3 separate regions of the Homo sapiens genome follow, and all the other regions are linked to region 1. Evidence: chromatin contacts called from ENCODE Hi-C or POLR2A ChIA-PET data. All regions are on one chromosome and are shown on one strand. The core of a region is the stretch at or near the end of the contact, and the rest is flanking DNA. Distances in the headings are between cores, read along the strand shown.

Evidence for each region. Hi-C counts contacts between places; a loop is a spot of excess contacts on that map. ChIA-PET counts read pairs that join two places held with the same protein, here RNA polymerase II (POLR2A). Pooled maps may share reads with other maps.
Region 2: a pooled map shows a loop between it and region 1 (2.7-fold over the local background). The contact joins the enhancer-like site here to the promoter of VPS18 in region 1. A Hi-C loop is called at or near these places in 2 of 50 pooled maps. POLR2A ChIA-PET finds 5 or more read pairs at or near these places in 2 of 52 experiments (GM10248 and OCI-LY7).
Region 3: a loop to region 1 is called in a pooled map, with 4 times the contacts of the local background. The contact joins the promoter of IVD here to the promoter of VPS18 in region 1. A Hi-C loop is called at or near these places in 2 of 50 pooled maps. POLR2A ChIA-PET finds 5 or more read pairs at or near these places in 4 of 52 experiments (GM10248, HEK293, activated T-cell and 1 more).

What each region holds. Positions count from the first base shown.
Region 1 is chr15:40,892,427-40,896,058 of GRCh38, reverse strand. It overlaps VPS18 (VPS18 core subunit of CORVET and HOPS complexes), which reads right to left and starts at 1,609. Exons shown (of 5, transcript NM_020857.3): 1 at 1,200-1,609; 2 at 1-121. The coding sequence starts at 1,290. RefSeq lists an enhancer at 794-883 and a silencer at 1,724-1,893.
Region 2 is chr15:40,542,529-40,546,444 of GRCh38, reverse strand. It overlaps a transcript of CCDC32 not described here. Among named protein-coding and RNA genes, the nearest start is that of CCDC32, 21 kb to the left of the region's middle. RefSeq lists an enhancer at 2,409-2,508 and a silencer at 2,659-2,758. Within about 2 kb of position 2,409, at least 3 of the 41 ENCODE cell types and tissues checked have a DNase peak (open chromatin) inside an H3K27ac peak, as active enhancers do; they include OCI-LY7, where a contact is called at or near this core.
Region 3 is chr15:40,403,663-40,407,319 of GRCh38, reverse strand. It overlaps IVD (isovaleryl-CoA dehydrogenase), which reads right to left and starts at 1,525. Exons shown (of 12, transcript NM_002225.5): 1 at 1,349-1,525. The coding sequence starts at 1,492. RefSeq lists enhancers at 1-320, 3,610-3,657.

The DNA of each region.
Region 1 (3,632 bases), core at 360-2,859:
AGGCTCATGCACAGCTGATTGCTGGAGACGACAAGACTGGTAATGCGCTCGGAAGGGGTGAAGTCAATGCGCTGCTTTGTGAAGATGGGCACTTCCTTCTCCAGCTGGGCATTCACATACCCTACAGGTAAGGAATGACAAGAAGATTAGCTGTGGAAGAGACAGGTGAAGGGCAAGGAGAGGCAGAAAAAACACCACAGTGCTCCTCGCCACTTTCCTGACATATTCCTATCCCCAGGACCTTGGTTAACAAATAGTTTGATATCAAGTCGTTTGCTGGTCACCTTTACAATAGAGGTCTGGAGCTCTTTCCACACTCTGACAGCAGTGAGGGGTTGATTCTTTGAACCCTTAAGATGCTGTCACAGCATGATATACCTGCTCCCACTGGTAATGGGGCTGCGTGGAGGTGGGACGGGACTGGTGGTCTGGGTATTCTCCCTTATCAGGTCTTTGGCCCAGCAATCCCAGCTTAACTGAAGTAGTATAGCCCCATTCTCTGCCCCCCTCCCTGCCCATGCGGTAATGAGCCTCAGTGTAGAGTTGGCAAGTGCTGGGATATTTTGAGCATTGAATGAAGGTAAAGACTAGAGTGAAAGCAGCTCCAATTCGTTAACTCCACTCACTGGAACAGTTCCCCAGGGCTCCCTATGCCCTCATTCTCCTGGAGACTCACTACTTTCTACAAAAACGTCCCCAAACTCCAGGCTGCACCCAGCTATAGCCAAGGCCAAAAAGATTTCATCTCCATTTTCCCCGTTCAGCGACAAAATTCCCTCTGGGACCCTCCCTTCTTCCTCTGCAATACTCCGCCTTCACCACTTTCTTTGTCCATTCCTTCCCTCCCACCTCCAGAAGGGGCCTGGTGGGAAAAGCATCAGCAGAAGCCGGGAGCCCATTCTAAGTTCTCCCAACAGCCCAACTGCGCCCTGTAGGTGAGTAATTCCTTATCTGGGCCCCAATTCCCTCTCAAAAGGACCCTAGCGGTAGAGCCTAGATCACGCGGCAGCTCCCGTTGCTCTTTCAAACTTCGACTATCCACCAGCTGGGGGCCAAGAGAGCCTGAGGAGAATCAGGGGCCTAGACCCGGAAGGCACGGCCCAGGGGATGACCCCGAGCTCTTGGAGCTGCCCTCCTCGCTGCTCCCACGCAAATGCTAGGAGAGCCGAAAGGGGCAGCGGCACCCTCCTCTTCCTTACCCGAGTGGGGGATGCCCACGCTAGGGCAGCCGGGCTGCAAGACGGCCGAGCGGGACAGCGAGTTCTCGTACTCATCCAGGATGGACGCCATGGTGCCCGGCCTCTGGGCTCTTTGTCCGGGGCCTGGGGATTACAAAAGGGCTACCCCCCCGGGGTCCCCGTCGCCCCAGAATGGAAGCTGTAACTCCCCAGCCTCTGACAGATCCTGGGAACCTGCAGCCGTCGCCTCCTCTTTAAAATCCTGAGGATCCTCTTGCTCTTGCCTTATGCAGCGAGATAATCGGGCAGCCCTCGTCCTTGAATCTGGCGCAGTCTTGCACCTTACTCCCCGCCCCCGCTACAAAAAAATCACAGGCTCCCTTCAGCCGGTGCCAGGTGATCCCAACCTCGCCCCGGCAGCTCAGCTGACTCCCGCCCCCGTGACGCGGGCCTAAAACGTAACTTCCGGGTTCTCAGAGCCCCGCGTACGCTGGCGCACAACGTCGCCGGGCCAGCCAGCAGAAGGCGAGACGAGGGCTGAGGGCTGGGCGCGTGGCGAGTGCTGCTGAACACAAGCCCCGCCCCCAGGATCCTGCTGCAGTTCCGAGCTTTGACACCAGGAGGCAATCCCGGCTTTCTCAGCCGGCCTTCCCCACCCGCCCCGCGCCGCCCAGTTTTGGCTTTCGTGCCCAAGCTCCGCTCCCTCGGGTGGTCTGTCCAGCCTCCCTGACCAGCTCCCGCTCCCGCCTCTCTAAACAGCCTCGGGGAACCTCCCGTTCCTCAATCCAATCGCTGTCTCTATCCCACCGTCACAGGGCACACGCAGACAACTCCTGGCCACTCTTCTCCCTTACCCAAAGGCCCCCCAGCTTCCAGGAGACCGCAGAGCTGGTGGCCAGGCTAGTGGGAAGCCCTGTGCCAGGAACCGCCCTGACCTGCCCCACAGTGGCTCCTTGGCTCAGGGTTGCTGGGCCGCTTCCATTCACTCATTCACCAAAATGTGGTTGAGCACTTACTCTGTGCCAGGCCTTGGGCTGGGCGCTGGGGTCACAGAGATGAGGACAGCCCCTCCCCGCCCTGGAAAAGGTCGTAAGCCAGCAGGGGCGCTGGACCCGTAAATAGACCATTCATACTAGAAAAGCAAGTGATGGATTATCCATCAGGCACTTACTCCACGAATGAGCGTCCACTCTGTGCCAAGCACTGTTCCAGGCTCTGGGGACGTGGCAGAGAACAAGACGGAAAATGTCTCTTGCCTGGTGGGGCGTACCCAGCGACGTGGCCACGGCACTGAGAGCGTGAAGGAGCAGGGAACAAATACCTGCCAAGCCTAGCAAGAACGAGGGACAAGTGGGAGCAAGCGTGAAGGCGGGGGCCGCCCAGCCTGAGGTGGAGAGGGGAGTCCTCAGCCAGGGACCTGCGAGGGCTGGGGCGCGACTGTGGTTGGGTTTTCCTCTCTCACCTGCTTAGGCGACCCAGATGGAGTCTGTTCCCTTCTGGGGCCCTTGGATTCTACCTTGCTAAAGTGGAAGGCTCTGGACTAGGGTCGCCACCGTCCTGGCTCTGCTGGGCGGCCCCCGCCTAACAACTAAGAGCATCCCTTTGCTCTCAGAAGTTTCCAGGTTTGCACCATACCTTATGTGGTTGGGTTACTCTTGCTCAACTTCCTGGCCACGTGCGGAGAACTGTGACTCTCACCAGCCCCACTGAGGGCTATCTGGGCTCTCTGGCTTGGAGGGGCACTAGTCCTGGGGCAGGTGACAAGTATGCTGTCCAGGCTCATTTCCCTTCGCACCAGGGTCCTGCTTCTCTTGACCAAGCCTGCAGCCTCAATGCAGCCTTCCCACCTGAGGTTGCCAGGTCCCAGGAGGGAAGTGCAGGAGCAGGACAATAGGCAGGAGGCTTCCTCTAAGAAAAGTGATCCCAGACAGGGAGCTGCCCTGCTCCATACATAACACTTCACCCCCAGGTCACCTGCCATCTGCCCTCAGGTCTGGACTGTGCAGAGGGTTGTCCCTGCTGCACAGAGCCCATTAGCAGTTGGAGGTCAGCATAGGAGTGCTGCCTTAGGGACACAGAGTACTTCCAGCTACAGCCTCAGGGACCCCAGCACCCCATTGTTGGGCTCCATGGCTCTCCGGGATGTATGGGATAGGCCTGGGTGGACCCTGTTTGTGGCAGACTCAGTACAGTCTCCCTTATGCGTTGATTACCACAGTGCATTTCCACCTACTCATTCTTCAGTTCTTAGGCTGGACTTTGGATTCTTTGAGAGCCACAGAATCAAGTGTGGCAGTTGCAATGAGACAGGTAAGGGATGACTGCTAGGGCATCAAAAGAGAGGATTCCTGTATGAAAGCAGCTGAATTTGACCCAAGACTTGAAGTGCATGTATGATCTCCAAGGGCAAGCTGTATCTCTTATCCCTGCCCAGCCACTTGCTAGCTGTGACAC
Region 2 (3,916 bases), core at 1,160-3,659, 350 kb after region 1:
GGCCAAGGCAGGAGGAGCACATGAGCACAGGAGTTTGAGACCAGCCTGGGCAACATGAGACCTCATCTCACCAAAAAATACAGAAATTAGCCAGGCATGGTGGCTCGTGCCTGTGGTCCCAGCTACTTGGGAGGCTGAGGCAAGAGAATCACTTGAACCCAGAAGGCGGAGGTTGCAGTGAGCCAAGATCATGCCACTGCCCTCCAGCCTGGGTGACAGGGTGAGACCCTATCTCAGAAAAAAAAAAAAAAGGAAAGAAAAAGAAAAAATAAAGTCAAATGGAAATGCTAGAAATAAACATGATATTAGAGATGAATTGCTTCCACAGGCTTTTCAGTAGGTAGGCATAGGTGAAGAACCAGTGAACTTGAACTGGTCAATAAAAATTCTCTGAACTAAAACACAAAGAGAAACTGGGATGGGGGAAAAGCAAAACAAAGCAAAACCTATAAGAGCTGTGGGACAATAACAGTCTAATATACATGTGATTCCAGCCTCAGAAGGTGAAGAGAGAGAGAATGAGGCAGAATAAATCTTTGAAGAGATGATAGTTACATGAATGAGGTGTGGCGGCAAGGCTAGAGAGAAGTGGATATGGGAGCATTTGCAAGGAGAACCACTGAGGCTTGGTCACTGAGTGGAGGGAAGTGTGGCACCTGAGTGTCTGTCTTGGGAGCTGCAGGCTCTCAGCAGGTAGTAGTGGGTGGTTAGCAGGTGGTGGTGCCAGGATGGAGAGCCAAGCCTAGCTCTCCAGTGCCTGTGCTCTCTGCTGGTACCCCACACCACCTCCTACAGGCCAAAGTGGAACAGTAGTGGGCCTTTGCTCCTCGATTCCCTAGCCTCCAGCCCCAGCCTTTCCTAAGCCCTCAATGTACTATTCCTATTAGTCAATGTGTGGCAGAGAGATGTTCATCTCCCCCCATTCTCTCCACCTCCTCTGTCCCAAGTGTTGTGTCACACATTGCTCTAAAGGTTTTCTTTTCCCAAACAAACTGACTCTCTCCTCCCTTCATTTTGACGTAATCCACTTTTAAAAATTACTTCTTTAGCAGATAAGTAGAAAGGGAGGAGGCAAAGGTGAGAGGGATTGTGTGTGTGTGTGTGTGTATGTGTGCAGAAGAAAGCAGATAGGTTACTGAGAGTTTATGAGCATTTTAAAGAACAGATATTTCCAGGACCAGTTTTGGCTCTTTAATCTTACATCCTTTGGGGATGAGACCATCAAATATTGGCTTAGCAGAATGCCAAGGTGCAGTGTGGTCTTCAGCATGGTGCCTGATCAAGGCAGACAGGATGCGGAGTGTACATTGGGTAAGAGTATGGTAGAGGAGACCCACAGTTGTTAGAACAATCATCCCAAAGGTAAACTCTTGGATTGATAAACTGACATGTTGTTGGTTTCTTTTTCCTCTGTTCAGCTCAACATCTTTATCAATGATTTGGTTGAGTGAATAGAAGGTAACCTTATCAAAAGTGAGAGGAGTAGGTAATTGAATAAAAGAATAACAATTCTAAAATTTTTCTATAGACTAGAGTGATGGGACAAAGTATGAAACATGATACAGATAAATGTGAAATCTTTCATTTGGGATCAGAAATTAACTACACAACTAGAGGACAGAGAAGAACAGAGTATTTATTAGTTTGTTCTAGTGACAGAAGCCAAGAAGCCAGACTCTGGAAAGTTTTCCAAGGCTGTTGAAAAAAAAAAATCCAAGCCGGACTCAATTCTAGTCTAAGACATATAGAGCTGGCTTCAGTTAGCTGGACCTCAGGACTCCAGCAGTATCTTTAGCCTCTCTTCCTCCCACTGTTGACTCTCTCTGTGTGTTGGTATAGCACAGGGAGCTCTGGGCTGACATGATTCCAGTTTAGGAAGTCCAGAGGAAAGATAACACTTTCCAACCCCATATAATAGATGCCAGGGGGCTCCGCACAGTGGTTTAGGCTTAACAATCCCAGCACTTTGGGAGGCCAAGGTGGGAGGATCACTTGAGCCCAGGAGTTTGAGACCAGCCTGGGCAACAGAAAGAGACCCCGTCTCTACAAAAAAAAAATTTAAAAATTAGCCTGGCGTGGTACTGCATGCCTGTAGTCCAGCTACTCGGGATGCTGAGGTGGGAGGATTGCTTGAGCCCAGGAGGTTGAGGCTGCAGTGAGCTATGATTGCCCTACCGCACCCTATCCTGGGCGACAGAGCAAGATCCTGTCTCAAATAAATAAATACATTCCAGGGGAGGGACTCAGATTGGCTTGGCCTGGGTCACATGCTCATCATTGGAGCACTGACTATGACAAGGGCAAGATCTATGGTTAGGGGTACAGGATACTGTGGTAAACAGTCCCACCAGAACCATATGAGAATGGGAAGTGAAAGAGGATTGCTGTTGGCTGAAGAAAGGGGAAAGTGGTATGGAAAACCCCAAACAGGTGTTCAGTGTCTTAACAGTTCAATGGAGTCAGCAGTGTTATGTGCTGCTAAAAAAAAGTTATAATTCTAGGAATCAATAGTGGAAATGTACCTGTGTACCTGGGACATAGTAGTGTAAAAATATATTCTGCAGTGGTCATGCCTCTCTGAAAGCATCGTCTGGGCACCACATTGCAAGAGGATGTTCTGCAGTGAGCAGGTCTATGCAAACCTACCCCTAAAGGCCAAGAGAGCTGAGGGGCCAAAGAAACAGGCTGACAAGCCCGGGTGCAGTGGCTCATACCTGTAATCCCAGCACTTTGGGAGGCTGAGGTGGGTGGATCACGAGGTTAGGAGTTTGAGACCAGCCTGGCCAATATGGGGAAACTCCATTTCTACTAAAAATACAAAAATTAGCTGGGCACGGTGGCGTGCGCCTGTACTCCCAGCTACTTAGGAGGCTGAGGCAGAAGAATCTCTTGAACCTGGGAGGCAGAGGTTGCAGTGAGCCAAGATCATGCCACTGCATTCCAGCCTGGGCGACAGAGTGGGACTCTGTCTCAAAAAAACAACAACAACAACAACAAAAACAAAACAGAGAGAGAGGCTGACGAATCTAGTTTCTCAGAGATAAATGCTTAATAGAAACTTATGCACAGAAGCCATACCTTGGTTGGTCACGAGATGGTGGTTTCCATGCCCGCCCTCCAGAAAGTATCCTTTGTATAACAAGTTTTTAGGGGAAAACATGTGCAGCTGGTCACACCTCAGACTTTATTGCAAGTTTCATGACCACTGGGGAGGTTAGATAAGCATCTTTATGAGGGGTTATTTATGCTACAGGCATTCTTTCTTTTCTTTTTTCTCTTTCTTTTCCATTTTGTTTTTTTTTTTAGACAGAGTCTGGCTCTGTCACCCAGGCTAGAGTGTAGTGGCATTATCACAGCTTATTGCAGCCTCAACCTCCCGGGCTCAAGCTGTCCTCCCTCCTCAGCCTCCTGAGTTTGCTGTGACTATACCCCTGGCTAATTTTTTTTTTTTTTTAAGAAAAGTCTCAGTATGTTGCCCAGGCTGGTCTCATACTCCTGGGCTCAAACAATCCTCCTACCTTGGCCTTCCAAAGTGTTGGGATTATAGGCATGAGCCACCCCACCTGGCCAGGCATCTTTTTTTTTTTTTTCTTTTGAGACAAAGTCTCGCTCTGTCCCCCAGGCTGGAGTGCAGTGGCAACCTCTGCTCCCGGGTTCACACCATTCTCCTGCCTCAACCTCCTGAGTAGCTGGGACTACAGGTGCCTGCCACCATGCCCGGCTAATTTTTTGTATTTTTTAGTAGAGACGGGGTTTCACCGTATTAGCCAGGATGGTCTCAATCTCCTGACCTCGTGATCCTCCCGCCTCAGCCTCCCAAAGTGCTGGGATTACAGGCATGAGCCACTGCGCCCGGCCCAGGCATTGTTTCTTGACCTTGCCACAGGAATGCCTTGGTATGCAGGAGTCAAACATC
Region 3 (3,657 bases), core at 276-2,775, 490 kb after region 1:
TCCTAGCTTCCCCAGCACCTTCCCACCTCCCACCCTCTGTGCTCCAGCTGCATTCCAGGCAGCTGCCAGATCTCAATAGTTGTCAGGCTCTTTTAAGCCCCCGAACCTTTGGCTAAAAGGGTCTGATTACCCAAAGAGATTAGAAACGCCTCTTGGCGGCTGGGCATGGTGGCTCATGCCTGTAATCCCAGCACTTTGGGAGGCCGAGGCAGGAGGATCACCTGAGGTTGGGAGTTTGAGACCAGCCTGACCAACATGGAGAAACTCCGTCTCTACTAAAAACACAAAATTAGCCGGGCGTGGTGGTGCATGCCTGTAATCCCAGCTACCTGGGAGGCTGAGGCAGGAGAATCACTTGAACCCGGGAGGCGGACGTTGTGGTGAGCGGAGATCGCGCCATTACACTCCAGCCTGGGCAACAAGAGTGAAACTCCGTCTCAAAAAAAAAAAAAAAAGAAAAAAGAAAAGAAACTCCTCTTGCCAGGAAAGCTTGAGAATAGGGATTGAACCCTTTCCACTTGAGGTGGTTCACGGAAGCTCTGAGCGCTCGCTGGCTATAAACATAAACTACGGAGTTGCTGGGAGGCTCATACCTCCGCCAACTCCATCCAGCCTCCAAGTGAAACCTCAGGAAGGACTCTGGTTCTGCTCCATTTGTAAATACTACTTCGTCTTCTTTTCTATTTTTTATGAGATGGGGGTCTGGCTATGTTGCTTAGGCTGATCTCAAACCCCTGAGCTCAAACAATCCTCCCACCTCGGCCTCCCAAAGTGCTAGGATTACAGGTGTGAGCCACGGCGCCTGGCCTCCAACTACTTCTTTCAAGTACTTGTTCAACTTTTGTGTTTTGACCCAATGGGCTGAAGAGCGACAGGAGAGCTCACTGTGGCTTTTTAAAACCCCCAAACTGTTTATACAAAAAAGACTCCCTGGTGATTACGATGACCACCCAGGTGTGAGAAGCATACCTCAGCCTGTTCAGGTGTAAGTGAACTACATACAGATTGAGGGCCCTTGTGCCACAAGCGGTAGGTAGCCTGGCCAATCCTCCACCAAAACACCATCAGTCTCTCAGGAGCTCTCCCAGCCTCGACTCCTCCTCTCTACTTCCAGCAGTACTGTCCCACGGTCTCAAATCTTCACTCCACAGACGTGAGGCCGAGGTCAGAGGACTGGACCCGAGGTCGGAGGCCCCGCGTCCCGCCCCCGCGCTGGCGCTCCCAACGGCCCACGGGCAAAAGCCAAGGCTGGGTGGGCGCTGGGCCGATGGGGACCAGGCAGGAAGGAGGCCTTGGGGACCAGGCAGGAAGGAGGCCTTGGGGCCAGGAAGGGGGTCAGTCTCCTCACCTGCCTCTGCTCCTCGCTTAGCCCATTGATTGCATCGTCCACGGGCAAAAGCGAGTGGGCCCGCTGGGAAACGAAGCCGGCAAGCGGCGGCCGCAGCCTCCAGCTCGCCACACGCCACCCCAGCAGCCGAGTCGCAGTCGCCATCTCTGCCATGCACGAAGAGCCAGCGCTGAAACTGAGCCAGCTCTTAGCTCCACCAATCCAGGCTTCGCCGCCCACCAAACCGGCTAGGGGGTGGGCTGCAGCAGCCAATCACCCTAGGCGGCCCGCCGAAGGCGTTGCTGCCCTTGGACCGCACCCGAGCCAATCAACCGTGATCGCCTGCCAGCTTCCAGCCAGTGCAACGGCCGCAGGCCGAGTGGCCCTGCCCCGAACGCTGCAAATGCTGGCGTGCTCCCTAGGATGAGTGTTTTTAGCGGGGTAGAAGAGCAAGTGTTTTTTTCTTTTTATCTCCCTGCGTTGAAATAGCAGCCCCTAACTGCGGAAATCTCTCTGTGGGAAAGCAGAGTGTGGAAACAGCAATCAGAAAACTGCCCACGTACCCAGTAAATTGGTCAAGCATCTCTGGAATAATTAAGATCGGAAAAGTAGTGCTTGCTCTAACGTGCACACTGATCATAACAGAGTACATCTTGCTTTATTATATAACAAGGTTTGTAGATTTAGATTCATGTTTTATGGGAAAGGGGTTATTAAGGAGTAGCTGCCTTCTAGATTGGAGATGCGCCTCGATTTACAGTGGGGTTACTTCTCGATAAACCCATCATAAATGGAAAATATTGTAAGTCAAAAATGCACTTTGAAAATACACTTAGGCCGGGCATGATGGCTCACACCTGTAATCCCAGCACTTTGGGAGGCCGAGGCGGGTGAGTCACCTGAGGCGGAGAGTTTTAGACCAGCCTGGCCAACATGGAGAAATCCTGTCTCTACTACAAATACAAAAATTAGCTGGGCGTGGTGGTGCATGCCTGTAATCCCAGCTACTCAGGAGGTTGAGGCAGGAGAATCGCTTGAACCCGGGAGGTGGAGGTTGCGGTGAGCTGAGATCACGCCATTGCACTCCAGCCTGGGCAACAAGAGTGACACTCCGTCTCAAAACAGAAAACAAAAAAACACCTAACCTACCAAACATCATAGCTTAGACTAGTGGACCTTAAACGTACTTGGAACACTTATAATAGCTTATAACGGCACAATCATGTAACACAAAGCATATTTTATAAGACAGTGTTAGATATCATTTATTGAATATTGTACAGTTTCTATTCAATGTCTATCACTTTCACACCATCATAAAGTTGAAAAATCTTAAGTTGAACTATTGTAAGTTGGGGACCATTTGTATTTAATATGTGTTAAATATTAAATAGTACATATTTACGTATTATACTATATATTAAATAAGATGTATTAAATAGGCTGGGCATGGTTGCTCATGCCTGTAATCCTAGGACTTTGGGAGCTTAGGTGGGAAGATCGCTCGAGGCCAGGAGTCCAAGACCATCCTGTGCAACATAGGGAGACCCTGTCTCCACAAAAAATTTGAGAAAACAAACAACAACAAAAGATGTATTAAATAGTAAATAGTATGTATTTAATACACCAGAATAATAGCAGTCAGGACTTAGAAACACGGGTTCGGGACACAGGGAAAGGAAGAGTGGTGAGGGGAAAGAGGGGAGCTGATGGAATTAAGTCTCTATCCCCTCTCCACTTGCTCTATTTTCCTCCTCCATGTTGTGTCAATGTTATTTTTAAAATTTAATTAATTAATTAGAGATGGGGCCGGGGTGGGGGTGGGCAGTCTCACTATGTTGCCCAAGCTGATCTTGAACTCCTGGGCTCATGTGATCCTCCTGTCTTGGCCTCCCAAAGTGCTAGGATTACAGGCATGAGCCACGGAACCCAGCCAAGTCAATGCTCTTGAACAACTCATCTCAGGTTGGTACCCTGAGTCCAGGAGTCTATGCAATCCCACTACATAGCTGTGGGACTTTCGGCAAGTTTCTTAGATCTTTTCAGTCACTGTTTCATCATCTTTAAAACGAAAATGATACCAACCAACTTTAAGGCTACTATGAGGAATAAAAGAGATTGCATACTTAATGATTCAGCACAGTACTTGGCACATTGCTCTCATTTTTAGATCATTCATACCACATCCAACTTCCCTGCACCCATTCCTCAGCTTCTAACTCACCCCCTCACCATAATTTGAAGTACTACTGAGAAGTTAACACCCGATCATAGCACTGCTTTTTTGTTGTTGTTGTTGTTTAAGACGGAGTCTCACTCTGTCGCCCAGG